Regions from separate parts of the Mus musculus genome. Here region 1 is linked to region 2. Evidence: chromatin loops called from intact Hi-C (ENCODE). Cell type or tissue: heart. All regions are shown on one strand. Each heading gives the region's core, and the rest is flanking DNA. Links, peaks and the distances in the headings are about the cores only. Region 1 has its middle 31 kb from the start of Prdm11. Region 2 has its middle 17 kb from the start of Gm32627.

Region 1 (5,375 bases), core at 237-5,236, 50 kb before region 2:
AGGTGCATTTAAGGCCTTTCCATTCTCTTGTTCATCTGTGAAGTCAGCGCCCACCAACCTTAAAACATCAAAACAAGCAGGGCCCTCAGAGGTGCCTGGAAGTGGGGAATGTCCACTGTTGAGAGGTCAATGGAAGTCTAGAGACAGAAGATGACAAGGACAAAATCATACTGCAAGCTCAAAATGTTGCCATGTAAGATCACGACTCTATGCAAGTGATGGAGAACACTGAAGACAGCATCATCCTGAGGCAGTGGGGGCAGTGGGGGCAGTGGGGCAATGGGGCAGTGGGGCAGTACTACCATCACTGGGCACCCCAGTTCCTTCTAATTTGCTTACTACCAACTTCATGACTCAAGATGGCTGCCCCAGCTGTCCTATCCTTTGGGAAGAGACATGCCCCAAGAGTTGTAATTATATAGTGTTGGCTGAATTTAGTCATGTGATTATACTTAGCTGCAAAGGAGGCTGGGAGATGCAGTTTTAAATCTGAGAAGCGATATTCCTCACCCAAAATCAGAAGTGGCATTCATCAGGAAGGAGAGAAGAGGCAATGAGGGAGAGATAGCCATGCCCACCATGGAGATGGGCTGGAATCCTCATGTCATTTCACTGCCTAGTCCCTCTGTCTGTCCACAGTGTGATCAGCAACTGGCAGGGAGTAGAAAGAACCAATGTGGGGTGGTTCTGGGGAGAAGGCCTGAAAACACTGAGGACTAGAGGGAACAGAGAGGGGAGGTGGACAAAGAGGGTCCTGGCCCTGAGCCTGGGTCAGGGACACATCACCGCTACTTCCTTCTGGGGTGGGGAATAGTGACCTAGCCCTGGATGACTCCCTATTGATCCCACAGTGGTGTGATCCCACTGTGTCAAAGGGTGAGAGCAGGGGATGCCAGCCACTGGAGAGCCCTGTCCAGTCTTCATCTCAAGGTTTCCTCCAGCTCTGCACTGTCAGCTAGACAAGGACAATGTTTCTGGTGGTCCTGACTTGATCACTCTCTCTTCTAAACGGCACTGAGCAAGCAGGGCTTGTCTTCCTCGTCATCACCCCTCCATCCCTTCCTCTGTCCCTCTGTCCCTCTGTCTCTGTCCCACCCTTTCAAATCCTTCAAATGGCCTGTCTTTCCTGCCCTCTCTCCTTCCTCCTGCTCCTTCCTCTTCCTCTCCCTTTCCTGAAAATTCTCTCCTTTGCCATTTCCCTCTCCTTTCCTGAACAACTCACCCCTCAATCTTCTGGTCCCCCCACAGGCCAGACCCTTACTCTCTGGGAACCATGCTAAGACAGAGGAGAGTGGAGGACAGCTTGGGCAAGTCACCTGTGCGGAGGTCACGGCACACCTTTTGGGTGGTGAGCACCTACCTCTTGTCACCTGCACCTGCTAACCTGTGACTCCAGCACTCAGATGAGCATAAGGATCTGAGCTTCCAAGCTCCGTTTGCACACAGCCCCCTGTCTTTATGTGGACTGAGTCTCCTCCCTGACCAGCATCATCTACTGTTTAGTACCATGTCAGAATTGTCTGAAATTGACTGGGTGATGGTCAGGAGAACCAGCTTCTGACTGTCTTGTCTGTCCTTGACCTGCTCTGGCTCCAAGCTCCTTGACCCTTGGCTCTCTGGTCACCCCCCTGCTAGGTGACTCAGGCTAGTGCTTCCTGCAGGGCTTAGCAGGCAGGCCTCAGCCAGCTCCCCTATAGCTCTGGCTCTGCAGCGGCTCAGCTCTTGGGCTGCTAGGCCTCCACTCTTTAAATAGCCTCCTGTTGCTCCCCAACCACAGCCCTGTACCCACAGATGCTCGCCCACAATGGAGCACCCAGAGCACACGTGACCTCCTACAAGGCTGTGGGAGTGTGGAGACATGGACAAACCATGCTGTTGTGGTGTAGAGGCGATGGAGATGACAGAGATGTGGTCTGGACACAGCCCCGGGGGTGTGGTTGTGGTGGTGGTGGTGGTGGTGATTCCCAACATATTGTCCCGCAGTGTAGACACAGCTGACATAGATATCACAGGCAAGCTGTAAGAAATAACACTACTAACACTGAGCAAGATGAGACCAGCTGACAAACAGCCTCCGACTAGACAAAGGCCTGCCACCCTGCAGCCCCCACCCCAACCCCTGACTGAATGTCCATCTCTACTCCCTTTCCCAGAAGATACTGCTCCTCACTGCCAACCTGGAGCACTCAGGACAGCATGCAGAAAACAGGCTTCTTGGGTCCCCGAGCCTGAAAAATGCTGCGCTGGCCTCTATGTTCACAAGGCCTTCCTGGCGACTCGAGCGCCTCCTAGTGGCAGCCATGCACTGGTGCTATCAGCTTTCTTTCCCTACAGAGGTAGCCTGCCTTTGTGTTTGGGCAGCTGGCTGTTCCCGTACTGGACTGACCGGTGACCGACTGGGGCAGGTCACAGGGATTTGGAAGGTGATTGTGATGTTTCTCATGCTGAGTGGAGGGGTGCAAGCCTTCATCTGTTATTTCAGGAATCAACGTATTCTTTAAAATGTGCCTGTGTTGGCACATTCTTCTGTATGTTCCTTTCCTAATAAAAAGTAAAAAATAGCAAAGTGAAGTTCAAGACGGAAAATAGAAGCCACATTCCTGCTGACCAGTCAAGGCGGCACTCTGGCTTTCTTCCTGTACAAGTTGGCAGACAACCGAGGAACAGCCCCAGGCCTGACGGCCCTGTGAGTGGGACTTGGGGTCTCAGGATAAGGCCTTGGAGAGTCCATGGTCTGGATAGACACCCTGTTTGTCTCCCCTTTTGGGTGCCTCTAACCTGAGCTCTGTGCTCCTATCCCCGGGGGCAAAGGCAGTGGCTTAGAGTGCTTGTTTAGGGACAAAATCTCCTTAAATGGCTGTTTAAAAAAAAAAAAAAAACATATTTGCCTTGGGCTACCCTCAGGCTCCCAGCCTCCAGAGCCAACAGCTGCAAGTGGGCAGGCTGGCCAGGAAGAGTTGGGAAGGGCAGACCTCCAACAGCCTGGAGTCTCCTCACACTGTGCATGTTGCAATGTGAACAGAGACAGAACACAAAGGGTTATGTGGCAAAGCAGCAATCCCAGAGTGAGCCTGACACTGCAGACATTGCTGTTTTCTTTGGGACAGGGTCTCACTATGTAGCCCTGGATGGTCTAGAACTTGCTATGTAGACCAGACTGGCCTCGAACTCATAGAGGACTTCCTGCTTCTACATCCTAAGCACTGGGATTTAAGGCATGCACTACCATGTCTGCCAGGAACACCCTTCCTTGTTCCTCTGGCGACCAGAAGCCTGTATTTTCCTGGAAAAAGCCCCATCTTCCAAGCTAGGCTTTCCCTAACCTTGGAGTATGGAATGCACCCATAGCATGCTTGCCCGCTTGCCGTCCAGGACACCCTCAGAGAGCAGCATGGTGCACACTCTGGGACACACCATCATCCTTCTATGGAGAGATTCCTTCTCTCTGTTTCCTTTTATGGCTACATCAGAAAATGCAGCCCTGACTCCTGAGCTGCAGCCCGCCACTGTCATTTATATAGCATGTGAACCACCCATCCTTCATCAGGTTCCCGGCGACCCCTTGAGCACTCGAGACCTTTTCTAGAGAATGTATGATTTTCCCAGGAGACTGAGTTTCGCCACTCTGCTGACTTTCCCTCAATGAAGCTTGGGAATAGTTTGACAGTCATGAGCTTTGATTTCTGGCCCTGTAACCTTTGGGCTTATAAATAAAACTGGAGTTGCTTTTGGACGGCATAGAAGTTGAAGCAACTCAGCTTGACCACTGTGAACATGCAGGGTGAAGTAAGAACTTACCGTGCTGACCACTTTCTTAGTTTCGCTATCACCAAGAAAAGTAGCTCAAGACCCATCATGCCTTTTAATGTCTGTAGTGACATATGGATTTAGCAAGTCATTATTTACAAGATGTCAGGAAAAAAAATCTTTCTGTATTCCCAGAGGAGATGTGCACAGCTGTCACTCAGTTAAAAAGTGCCCTGAGACTGCAGTCAGTTCTTGCCCCGCTCAAAGCTCTTGGCCCTGAAGCCAAGCCTGGACCTTGGAAGAGGCAGGAACCCAAGTCCTCCAGTGCCGAGCTCCTGCCTCCTGCCCAGGGCCTAGCCTGTCTGCTGCCTGCTCTTATGCTGGGAGCTCTAGGGCCATCCGTGGTTCCTGTTTCCCACCTGAATGCTAGCATTTGCTTCCCTTCCCAACCCTGTCTATACTGGGCTTGTTCTGCCTCTCTACTGACTTGCAGTTGTGATGTGGAATTCTCCAGCAAGCTTTCCCTTGTGCTTCTGAAGGAGAAGTCAAGCTCGCTCTCGAGTGGAAGCTTCTCACCATCTTTGTCTATCGGAATACTTGGCCCATGGCCGGAAATTGGGAACCTTCTCGAGGCACTGTCTGCTTGGAGAGACTGAGATTGTGTGCATGCTTGATGCTGAGTCCCTGTGGTCAACATAGGTCAGAAGGGTGGTAAGTGCACAGCTTGTGCCAGGGGAGCAAGAGAACACCGGCAGACTCTGACTGAGGCCTGACAGGCCCAATGGTAAAGCATTCAGTCTGTCACTCATGGTCTGTTAGTGCCACCTCTAGCACATGTTCATCTTAGTCACTCCATACACTTACAGTTATCCGTCCATCCACTTACCCACCTAACTGTCCATCCATCATCTTATCCTTCCACTCCTTCACTCTTTCCTCCATCCACTCACTCACCCATCCATCTGTCCATTCACCCACCCACCATCCCGTCCATTCACCCACCCTCCATTCCATCCATCCACCCATCTGTTCACCTATCTACCTATTTACTTACCCATCCACCTGTCCACCAAACAATCTACCAACCCATCTGTCCATCCATCCATCCATTCATCCATCTATCCATCCATCTCAATCTATCTCCCCTCCTGTTCACCCACAATCTGAATATCCATCCACCCATCAATCCACCCACCAATCTATCCATCCATCCATTAATCTATCCACCCACCAATCCATCCATCTATCCATCCACCTACCAATTATCCATCTACCAATCCACCCACCAATCATCCATCTGTCGAACCATCCATCTACCCATCAATCTATCCATCCATCCACCAATCCATTCATTCATCTCTCCATCAACCCACCTATTTCTCCATCCATCACTCACTCACCCACACATCCACACAGGCATCCACCTGCCCATCCCCAGTCATTTGTCTACTCCGTCCATCAATCCACTTATCTATCCATCCTCCCACACATCTCCCCACCCACTCATCCATCCATTCATCCTCCAAGTATCATGCATACACGTGTGTCCGTCTGTCCATCCAATTCTTCGGCATGGAGGAAAACAGGGAGACTGAGCTTACAGTGACTCAGTTTTAGGAGGGAAGAAG
Region 2 (5,375 bases), core at 207-5,206:
CTAGACAGTGACTGCTTCTAGCTGGGCCTGATGCCGCCCTGGAGCCCAGCTACTCTGGAAGAAGAAGGAATATCCAATGAAGGCCTGACTGAGCTAGAGCATTCAAAGGTGGCCTGGGACCTTAGTGAGGCCTTGTTAAAAAAAATAAAGAGGCTGCGGAGATGGCTCAGTGGATAAAACTTTGTGCTAGCTGGAAGACCCACGTTGAATCCCCAGGACCCAGGTTTAAAAAGGACAAAGAAGCCAGAGGTGGTGGTGGTGGTACTGCTGCTGCTGCTGCTGCTGCTGCTGTGGAGGCCGGAGGACAACCTCAGGGATTGCCCTGGTCATCCATTGTGTTTAAGGCAGAGTTTCTTCATTGTTGCTAACTTGCCCTAAAGCACTTAGAGGTTCCTCTGTCTCTGCCTCGCACTCTACCTCACTGTGAAACTCAGAGATTAGGGAACGATGATGCCCAGCTTTACGTGGGTCCTGGGCACCAAAACTTTGCTCAAAGAGCTAGCGATTTATCCACCAGCCTGGCCTGAGCTTGGAATTCCTCCAGGGTGACCTTGGTCAGGTCTCCTGACTCAGAACCCTGGGAATTCATCTTGAAAGTGGTGGTTTAGTAGGGTTGTGAAGATTACACAAAATGAGCGTTTGGGGTCAGCCCAGGGACCCAGGCTCTGCAGCCATGTAGCTAAGGTTAAGAGTCCTAGGTGCAGCTGGGTGGCTTTGGGTAGGTGCTGCCCCTCTCTGAGCCTCTCTTCATTTGTATGCACAGAACTGTCCGGGGTGAGATGAGGGGCCACCAAGAAGCAGGTTCAGCTGCAGGCAGTGCTAGTAAGTGACGAGCTACTGAGGAAGAGCATCCAGGGCAGGCTGGGCATGGAACAACAGCAGCCTGGAGGAGGGCTCTGCACTTGTGAGGACTCCAGGCCAAGAGTTCTCAGTCCTGACTGCACATTGGCACCGCATGGAGGTCTTGTCCAATGCCCACATCCAATGGTCTACAGGAGACCAGGCATCCAGTCAGATTTCTAAATGCCCAGGAAATACTAGGGTCACTGAGTTAGATGAGTTAGAGAGGTGTTCTAACTAAGCAGGCCAAGCCCTTCAGAGGAGGGGATGTCTGAGCTGAGGTCCAGGTGTTACTCAGGAATAGACAGCAGCAGGGTTCAAACAGAGATTAGTGTGGGTACCAAGGGTTCAAACAGATAAGAGAGTTGGTGCCAAGGTCCTGGGGCAGGCATGAGTTTGGTTTGTGTGGAAAGCAGCAGGCAGCCTGGGGTGGGAGAAAGGTGTGTAATTAGCTAAGGGTCCAAGCCCCAGGAGAACAAGAATAGGAGACTGCATATCCCTCTGGCCAGAAGGACTAAATTAGTCCTTGGCACCCCCAGAGAGTACCCCGCCTTTTGCTCACAGCAACATAAGTCCTTCAAATGTCTTTGAGTTGGAGAACATAAGGATGGCTCCTAAGGGAATACCTAGTCTCTCGGACAGGTCACTGACTAATTAAGGATCCTGGGGACAGTGAAGTGGGAACCATTACAGCGACCAGTATAAGAGGAAGTTGACCAAGATGGGCCAACTGTGCTCCTGGGACCATCACAAAGACCGTGGGGAGGTTGGCTGGCTGGCAGGGAGAGGCAGCAGGCTACCAGGAAAATGGTACCTCCTGCTAGGGCTTAATTATTGTTCTGCTGTGGTGTGGGCTGGGTGGGCGCAGGTGTTTCTATTTTCTGGCACAATTATCTGGGAGGCAAAAGCAGAAACGTCAGGGACTCAGGGATGTGTCTGTGTCTTTCTGCGTAGTGACTCGGCCTCAGGGGAGAGCATATCCCCTCTGCTGGCTGACTGGTCCGTGCATCTCTCTCTCTCTCTCTCTCTCTCTCTCTCTCTCTCTCTCTCTGTGTGTGTGTGTGTGTGTGTGTGTGTATGTGTGTGTATGCACTTGCGTGCATACTGGGCTATGCATGTGATGTTCAGGTTTGTGTTTGTACATGTGTGCACCTATGTGCTCATGTGTAACCAGCTGCAGACTCTCCAAGCAGATTCTACCTTCTATACCTGGATCATTGGCTGTTAGTGAGCTGTCAGTCTTGGTTCTGGGCCACACAGCCCTTGCCCACTGGACAGACGTCTTTCCATCCTGTTGGCTTAGTCTTAAGAGGAGCATATTTTGGAACAGCTTCTTTGTCCATGGCAGTCAGCCAGCTGACCCTTCCTGCTGCAGGGCCTAAGGTGGCCAGCTGCATCCTGTGGCTTGAGCTGACGTGGATCAACACACAGCGAGGCCTGGCTCCAGGCCATCTGGCCTGCTGAGCTCCTTGTGTGGAAGGAGCACTGGGGAAAAGCTACAGGTCACTGTCTGGATGTCTTCCCAAACAGCTAGGGCGCTAGGTAAGAGGAACAGAGGCCCCACCACAGAGGGCTGAGGGGCGTGCTCCCAAGTGGGCCTAGGAGGTATAAGAACACAGACTGCTCAAATGATGAACTGCAGTGGTAAGGGTTTCCAGTTACTCTGAGGCCCTCACACGCTGGCCATTGCTCTGGGTCAGTCCCTAACCTGGGCTTGTATCAGTTACCCTTGTTGTAATAACCCTGCTGTCAGGACGGGCCCCTCCCACTCACCTCTCTCCACCATGCAGGGGTAGCACTAGATCCCTTTGAGTCCTGGAGTGGAGCTCCAGGACCTGAGCGTACACTGGTCTCCCTTCTCAGAAGTCTGCTTTTCCTAAGGGTGGTGGCTCTTTCTAGCCATCTGCTACCTTAGATGTCCCCTGATCTGCTAACCCTCTGTGATGGTTATTCTTGGTTGTCAACTTGACATCTGAATTAATTAAAACTCCATGATTGAGAGGCACACCTGTGAGGGATTTTTTTGCTTAACTTGAAGTTGGAAGCTCCACTACTAAACTGGATTTTTGAGTTGAGAAGACCCACCTCTAACCTGGGCCACATCCTCTGTTGAAATCTTATATAAGGACACGGAAGATCCTGCTTGCTCCAGCCTCGTAAGTCTGTGACTCTAGAGAACCCTGCCTAGTACCCCCTCTTACCCCATGTCTTTGTCACATGCTCTATTGGCTCTCATCTTGTTTTCCTATATTGCCCTGTCTTCCCTGGAATATAAGCCCTGTGCAGGTAATCTCTGTATGTTTTGTTCAGTCTCCTCATAATGTGATCAGGGTCTGCATGGAGTATGCGCACCACAAATCACAATGGCTTAATGCATCCACCAAGCATGAAGCAATGTACCAGGAACTGAGTTTTATTTCAAATTCACGATAACCCTCACACCAAATGCACGTGCTCTTATTAGCTCTCTTACTGATGAGGGAAGGTGGTGTTTAGAGCCACTGAGAGACCTCTCTGAGATGACACAGTGGCCAGTACGAGAGTCTAGATTGTCTCAGGTTTGTTTAGCATACTTCCATGGTCTTACCATTTCCCCCCAGGACCAGAGGCAATTAGAATAAGAAAAGTCTGACTCAGTCGATGACAGGCAAGTGACAGTTATCCATCATCTACCGTTCTGAAACAAAGTACTGAGGTTTAGTGGCGTAAAATAGCCAAGTGTCAGGACTGGACAGATGGATCAGCAGAGGACCCGAGTTCAGTTCCCAACTCCCACATAGCAGTTCACAACAGTCTAAGACTCCAATTTTAGGGGCTCTGAAGCTTTCTTCTCGCCTCTGTAGGGACTGCATGCTCACGGTGCACAGATATACAAGCAAGCAGAACACACATACACATAACACAAAAATAAATTTAAAAAAATTTTTGGGGTGGAGGTTGTTTTTAATGGTAAGTTTTGACTACCCGCTTCCTGGCTTGGCACCTTGGCAGGGTTTGGCTAGCATGACCCATTCTGCTTCCACGGTCATGGTAGACACAAAGAGAAAGGACCCTTGTTGGGAGGTCTGTTGCTGTCTGCTCCCAGGCTGCCCCACTGATAAGTCTGGCAGCTGACTTGGGCCTCAGTTTACCTCTAGGTATCCTTTCCAGAGTGTTTGCTCCAGTTTCTCCACGTGACAACTTGAATCTGGATCCAACAGTCATAGAGAAAACAATCGTTCGATATCACGTCTATCATAGCCCCTTGGCCAAGTTACAAGTTCACACCCAGATCAAGAGGTCCCTGAAGAGATTTCCCTCTGGGTAGGAGACTGCAGGGAGGTCACACTTAATCCACAGTGCTCTAGTGTCCGCAGCCACAACCGGTACATGTAGTCACGCCTCAGATAGACCCACAGCCTCCCTGAGTCTTGGCATTAGAGTCCACAACCCTGTAAGGTACCCTGGAGACAGACCCTTTCCTCTACATCCTTCTCCTCCACAGAGGAGGTATGCAGGGCTGGCGGCAGATACCTCTTGGCTTGTCCCCTGAGAAGGACCTGTGTGTCATCACTTTACAGACAGGGAAACTTGAGAAACTGAGTGGCTCTGGGTTCCCTGGAGGACTCCTGCAGGGACCAGGTAAGAGTCAGGCTGAAGGAGTCCTAGACCAGAGTGCTGCCTCAGACTCAGGGTAAAGCATATGCCGAGGGCAACCAGAGCCCTGATCTTCTCATGGATAACTCTCCCCCTCCCCCTCCCCCTCTGCCTCTTCCTCCTCCTTCCTCCAGTCTTACCCTGAGAACAACACTGCCCTGGAGACCACAGCAGAGAAAAGATTCCAGACCTCTAAGTCCTGGATCAGAGACCAATCCTCCAGCCCTGTGTTCCCCAGCCCATGGGACTCAAGAGTCGTTGCTTCCTTGATGCTGTGCCATCTACCTGTTTGTTTGCACTTGAGCAGATGGCTACGAGGAAGGTCCCTGAAGGGACAAGCACGTGAGTGAGTGCAAAATCAGTGAAAGAGGAGGTCCTGTGTCTGTGGCCTCCTGTTATTTGAAGCCTTTTTAGCTTCAAATAAGACACTGGAGACAATACTACAGGGAACCGGATTAAACCAGTCTAAGCTAGAGTTCCCCATTTCTAGGTGACCTAGTGTAACCTATCTCTGTCTCTGTCTCTCTTCCAGTAGTTTTTATTTAATGTGCATTGCTGCCATGTATGTCTGTGTGAGGATGTCTGAAGCCCTGGAACTGGAGTTATAGACAGTTGTGAGCTGCCATGTGGGTGCTGAGATTCGAACCCTAGGTCATCTGGAAGAGAAGCCAGTGCTCTTAACTGTTGCACCATCTCTCCAGCCCCGTGTTGTCTCATTATAATGCTCAGTTCTCTGCCCAGTCTTCGAGCATGGCATGTATGAAGAAGCATGATTTCATGCCAAGCATCACATACAGCTGTCTGCTGGCCTCTATGCAATACCACAAGGAGTATGAGGAGTCTTCTATAGAAGCCCCTTGTCCCCTCCACTCTGGGAACCATCCTTGCCGCATGCAATC

Evidence for each region. A loop is a pair of places that touch in the nucleus more often than their neighbours do. Peaks named below come from ENCODE experiments on the same cell type or tissue, not always from the same donor. Only the 100,000 strongest peaks of a DNase experiment are listed, where the experiment ranks them.
Region 1: it touches region 2 in a loop (3-fold over the local background); 8 of 42 quality-filtered maps call a loop at or near these places.

What each region holds. Positions count from the first base shown.
Region 1 is chr2:93,074,108-93,079,482 of GRCm38, forward strand. No RefSeq gene overlaps it. Among named protein-coding and RNA genes, the nearest start is that of Prdm11, 31 kb to the left of the region's middle. In heart, for the core only: a CTCF peak has its summit at 2,302 (motif pointing left); a DNase peak (open chromatin) is centred at 2,274.
Region 2 is chr2:93,124,532-93,129,906 of GRCm38, forward strand. No RefSeq gene overlaps it. Among named protein-coding and RNA genes, the nearest start is that of Gm32627, 17 kb to the right of the region's middle. In heart, for the core only: no CTCF peak of the experiment used is centred there; a DNase peak (open chromatin) is centred at 2,260; H3K27ac peaks cover 1,377 bases.